2 separate regions of the Homo sapiens genome follow, and region 1 is linked to region 2. Evidence: chromatin loops called from intact Hi-C (ENCODE). Cell type or tissue: PC-3. All regions are shown on one strand. Links, peaks and the distances in the headings refer to the core of each region. The heading gives the core; the rest is flanking DNA. Region 1 overlaps DIS3L2 (DIS3 like 3'-5' exoribonuclease 2). Region 2 overlaps DIS3L2 (DIS3 like 3'-5' exoribonuclease 2).

Region 1 (2,810 bases), core at 155-2,654, 63 kb after region 2:
TTTTAAAAAGCTAGAAAGGAAGTGGAAGTCCAGATATGGCCGAAGAAGGAAGATGAGCAAATGAGCAGAGGATCAGAGAAGGGAAAGAAGAGAAAGAAACCTGGCAGAATTCATGAACCACAGTGTGGAGGGCAGAACTTACTCATGCTTGGTCTCTTATTAACCCCTTTCTCTGAGGCCTACTGCAGTGACCATCAGATAATTGGTGCTCAATATATATGTGTTAAAGGAATGGATTCTCATGGTTACCTATTGAATGTGCCAGGTCCAAGTACACAGAATGGAAGGGATGTTTTGAGATGAATCTGTCCAGTCCCTTCATTTCACAGATGAGTCTAGGGAGGTCTGTAGACACTTAGTAACTAACCAAGAGTGGTGCAGTCAGGATGAGAGGGAAAAGCTCAGGCTCCTCCTTATCTCCCTTCGCTTTTCCATCTCGGAGACTCCCATAGCTATCTTGTAATGGGCAGGTCAGGACCAGATTGGCTCCCACCTTTTAGAACAGGGGTTGAAAACATTTCCTTAAAGGGCTTACAGTAATAGGAAATCGTCATGCCACTCTGCTGAAGTAGTGTGAAAGCAGCCACAATACATGAACAAATGCATGTGCCTGAGTTCCAATAAAACCTTACAAAAACTAGTCGCTAGTGTGGGCTGAGTTTGCCGAGCCCTGCTTTAGAACAATCGTTTGAAAGCAGGTATTTTGCCTCCTTTCTTTCTGAAGCTGAGTATCTGTCAGTTACTTATATAGCAGGGCCACTCTGGGATGAGGCCTCAGATGAACACCTGTGTCTTCCTTTGGCTTCTCTTTCCGGAGAACATGTAATAACAGAGAGCACACACTCTTCCAGGGAAACAAACAAATAAACAAAGCAAGAAAAAAGAAACTAGAGATGGATTTTTACCTTTTGAACCAAGTAGACGCTTGTAGCCCTCTCGGCAGCCACTTTATCCAGATCAGATCCCTCCGGAACAAAGTAACTCACGTCAGCAATGTGAACTCCCACTTTGAAGTTGCCTGTAAATGCACGAGAAGGACTATCAGGCTGGCGTGGAAGGCCACAGCATTCTCTCCCAGGAGTCCTTTCCTAGAATGTATGTCACTCCCAGAGGCCACAGGACCTGCAGTTAGGTGACACATCTAGTCTTGCTTGCTTCCTTCCTTGGCCACCTCCCTCTGTGACCCGCACTACTGTCACTTTCCTCATTGTATAGCAAAAGATGATGAAATTGTTCTTGTGAATAAACAAGATTAACCACTTTCCCAAGATGTTTCCCATTTCTAAAGGCTTCTTATCTTTGAGTAAACATAAGAAGATATGGCTCATTCTGGGTGATGAACAAATCCTTTTAGGTCACTAGAAGTGAATTAATCCCCAAATCCTACAGATGAAGCCTCTGAAAGCTCTGCCCTTCCTTCCCATTCCCTCTGGCCATTGCCCTATTTAGCCCACACCTGGCTGCCCTACCTCGCCTCTGTGCCCCCCTCACCTGGCCCTCCACACTTTGCTGTGATCTTTCTAAATGTGGGTCTGGGAAAGGTACTCTTAGCCTGTTATTCATGTCCTTACAGGGTCACACCCCAAGCAACCTCAGCCCCATCCTTCACATGCTCTGTATGTAGCTGTCATGGGAAACCTCTTTCCATTTCCTGAACAGATCTTCCCTCAAGCCATTTAGATGTTGGCTTGGCTCATACTTTTTCCTATGCTTGGGATAGTCTTAACAGGATCTGCCTATCAAAATCTTCCTTACTTTATTTGGGTCAACTGAAAGAGAATCCCCAAACAAGAAGAGGTTCCTCTACCCCCCTCCCACCATTTCCTCCACCTGTCTGTCTCCTCCAACTCCCCACCACCCCGCCCCCAACCATTTCCTCCATCTGCACTGTAAAGCACGTACTCCACACCTGTTGAGGCTTACCGTGGTCTTTCTTCAGAGCTCTCATCACTACCAGATATCACGGCATATCTCTATCGGCTTGTGTGTTTGTTATCTGTCTCTCTCCCTACCATGTAAGCTCCAGCAAATAAGGCCTTTTGTGTAATGTTCACTGTTACCCAAGGCCTGGAAGAGTACCTGGCACATAATAGGTCCTCAAGAAGTACTTGTTGAATGAATGAATCAACAGTCGGTCTGTCTTTTCCCTCTGGTAAAGGACCCACTTTCTTTTTCCTTTTAGAACTGCTCCTTCCCTTCCTGGTGGAGCTGTCTTTTAATAGGCCCTGCCCTCCCTACCAGGTTTACCAGAGAGTTGGTCAGGTGACCAAGGCTGTTAGAACTGTACCTTAAATGAGGGAGGGTAGTTAGGTTATAAACTTAAGATTTATTCTTGAACATACTGTAAATCACCTATCAAATATAGTGTATGTGAAAATAAAAATATACACATACATACAAGAGTATATACATACGTACATACATATACATGTATGTGTGTATGAAAATACAGAAAATGAACCAATTACAAAAAAAGAGTATACATGTAAAATAAGTATATAGGCTGGGCACGGTGGCTCATGCCTGTAATCCCAGCACTTTGGGAGGTCAAGGCTGGCGGATCACTTGAGGCCAGGAGTTTGAGACCAGCCTGGCCAACATGGCAAAACCCCATCTCTACTAAAAATAAAAATTAGCCAGGTGTGGTGGCACACACCTGTAGTCCCAGCTACTCAGGGGGCTGAGGCAGGAGAACTGCTTGAACCTTGGAGGCAGAGGTTGTAGTGAGCTGAGATTGTGCCACTGCACTTCAGCCTGGGCAACAGAGCAAGGCTTTGTCTCGAAAAAATAAAATAATAAAATAAAATAAG
Region 2 (2,810 bases), core at 77-2,576:
CCCAGCTATTCGGGAGGCTGAGGCAGGAGAATCACTTGAACCCAGGAGGCGGAGGGTGCAGTGAGCTGAGATCATGCAATTGCACTCCAGGCTGGGTGACAAAAGCAAGACTATCTCAAAAAATAGAAAAAAAAAAAAAAGAAGAAGAAGAAAATAAATGAAACTAGAGGCTCAGAGAGGTTAGGAAAGTTGTCTAAAGATTGAGAATGAACCCTAAGACTGACTCTAATACAAGCAAGAGAGAACCAGAGAAAGCAGTCACCAAAGCATTTGATCACCATACTTTTTTCTTTTCCTTTTTTTTTTAATTATTATACTTTAAGTTCTAGGGTACATGTGCACAACATGCAGGTTTGTTACATATGTATACATGTGCCATGTTGATGTGCTGCACCCATTAACTCATCATTTACTTTAGGTATATCTCCTAATGCTATCCCTCCCCACTCCCCCCACTCCACTACAGGCCCCGGTGTATGATGTTCCCCTTCCTGTGTCCAAGTGTTCTCATTGTTCAGTTCCCACCTATGAGTGAGAACATGCTGATCACCATACTTTTCTAGATCATGGCTCCTATCTGATTTCCTACACAAGTATTTTCTTTTAGAGGTCTTTGGGGGCCAAAACTTATTCATATTTATAAACCCTAAGTTATCTTCTTACATTGCTTGGTCTGATAATATGCTAGGAGCTATGGATCAACCAAGACACAGAGCTAGGCTGGGCATGATGACTCACACCTGTAATCTCAGCACTTTGGAAGGCTGAGGCAAGAGGATGGCTTGAGCTCAGGAGTTCAAGACCAGCCTAGGGAACATCATGAGACACTGTTTCTATTAAAAAAAAAAAAAAAAAAAAAAAGAGCTAGGCTATTTTCTCTTCTCACAGTCAAAGACAACATAAGTTGTTGCCACCAGATATGTGAACAGCTAAGACATAAACTTAAAGGACAGAGAGCTGGTGTCCTTCTCCCATTGAATAAATACTCTTCAACCTTTTCCCAAAGAGCAGAGAGTCCAGCAAGAATTGTTAAAGGATGTCTGGTCAATCCTTCCTATGATTAATTAGGGGTACACACCAGTTACTATGGCATTCTCCTAAAGATAAATTACAAACAGTCATCATGTCTTGAAGGTAATCCCAGTGGAGATGTGGTAACGAGGGCACCCGGTAGCCTCTCTTCTACCCTAAACAGCACCAGAGGTCTTGAGGAAGGCCCAGGTTTCTCTTCTGGAAGGTCATAGACAGTAGACAGTTCTACTGGCATGTGCCTATTTGTTTCCTTCCACTGAATAAAATTAAACAGCCTGGATATTTAGACAATGAGACCAGAGTACATTCTCCTTAAGTCCAGGATGGGACTGCTCTTGTCATTGACTGGGGTTTCTAAGTAAAAATACGGGTCACTTGTTTTCCTTCTATTCTCTCCCCAGAGTAAACATGATAATGTTGACTCTGCTTCTCACAGCCGTGGTGAGTCACCCTGAGTGAATTACTTTAGTTCCCTAGACCTTAGCTTCTGCAAATATGACAATAATAAAATAACACACCGGGGTTGTTATGAAGATTAAATGAGATAACAAATGTAAAGTCCCCAGTACTGTGCCTAACACATAGGAGGTGCTCAATGGTAGCCGCTGTCATTACCATCATTGTCATCATCGGGGCACAGTTCCTGTGCCTCATTCACCACCACTTTCACTGTCTCACAAACGAAAATACACAGTCAAGGAGGCAGTCTGTGGCTGGGTGTGGTGGCTCATACCTGTAATCCCAGCACTTTGGGAGGCTGAGGTGGGAGAATCGCTTGAGCTCAGGAGTTCAAGACCAACCAGGGCAACATAGGGAGACCCTGTCTGTACTAAAAATTTAGAAAATTAGCTGGGCATGGTGGTGTGCACCTGTAGTACCAGGTACTCGGGAAACAGGTGGGAGGATCACTTGAGCCCGGGAGTTTTGGGCTGCAGTGAGCCACGATTCTATCACTGCACTCTAGCCCAGGTGACAGAGCAAGACCCTGTCTCAAAAAAAAAAAAAAAAAAAAGGAGCAGTCTATGATGTGGAAAGGAGGTGCTATGAAAGTATGCAAGGTGCCACCTTTCCAACAAGGGCACCAATTTAAATCTCTGTAAGTACCCGGAAATCTCCCAACCATTAATATAAAATTTACAAGGTAGATAATCACAACAAAACCCATAAACCTAAGTATAGGCAGATAGTGACTGAGAACTACAACAAAGCCAAAGTCACACAGTGAACCAAACAAGCAGGCACATGACTGGAGACCAAGAGTGGGGAGGGTCTGGGGGACATCTGCAGCCTTGAAAGAAGGTCTGCTTCAGCATCTACTTCTAACACACCACAACTGCTCCTCTGCAAGTGCTCCAAGTTCTATACTTAGGGGCAAAGAGATCTTACAAGAGGACTATTTCTGTGCCAGCTATTTTCTAGTATAGTAGTAAAAGGTGTATTCCCTTCCTGACAACCACTTAGCAATGGAAGCTCAGTGTCAGAAAGCCCACAGGCACCACTGCTGCACACATGTGAAGTGACACTCTTTCCCACTGAGTGGCTTACTTGTTGCTCTCGCGGTACTCATAGATATGACATCCTTGAGGCAATCCGGTCTCGTGGTCCAGAGTGAAAGCAAGCTTTAGCTGAAGAGAGAGAGAAGAGAAAAAGAAGTTTTAGGCAGCATGCTCTATTCATTCCAATAGCTGAAATGAAAAAAATAAAATCAAACGAAGTCACACTCCCTCAAGTCAATGTGTTGTGGAGAACCTGGGCCTGCCCACTCTGGGAAGAGCCCA

What was found. Peaks named below come from ENCODE experiments on the same cell type or tissue, not always from the same donor. Only the 100,000 strongest peaks of a DNase experiment are listed, where the experiment ranks them.
Region 1: it touches region 2 in a loop (3-fold over the local background); 3 of 110 quality-filtered maps call a loop at or near these places.

The regions. Positions count from the first base shown.
Region 1 is chr2:232,236,741-232,239,550 of GRCh38, reverse strand. It overlaps DIS3L2 (DIS3 like 3'-5' exoribonuclease 2), which reads right to left. Exons shown (of 21, transcript NM_152383.5): 11 at 906-1,018. Among named protein-coding and RNA genes, the nearest start is that of MIR562, 65 kb to the right of the region's middle. In PC-3, for the core only: no CTCF peak of the experiment used is centred there; a DNase peak (open chromatin) is centred at 1,200; H3K27ac peaks cover 1,818 bases.
Region 2 is chr2:232,299,887-232,302,696 of GRCh38, reverse strand. DIS3L2 (DIS3 like 3'-5' exoribonuclease 2) reads right to left here. Exons shown (of 21, transcript NM_152383.5): 14 at 2,578-2,657. Among named protein-coding and RNA genes, the nearest start is that of ALPP, 77 kb to the left of the region's middle. In PC-3, for the core only: a CTCF peak has its summit at 1,628; a DNase peak (open chromatin) is centred at 1,456; H3K27ac peaks cover 1,715 bases.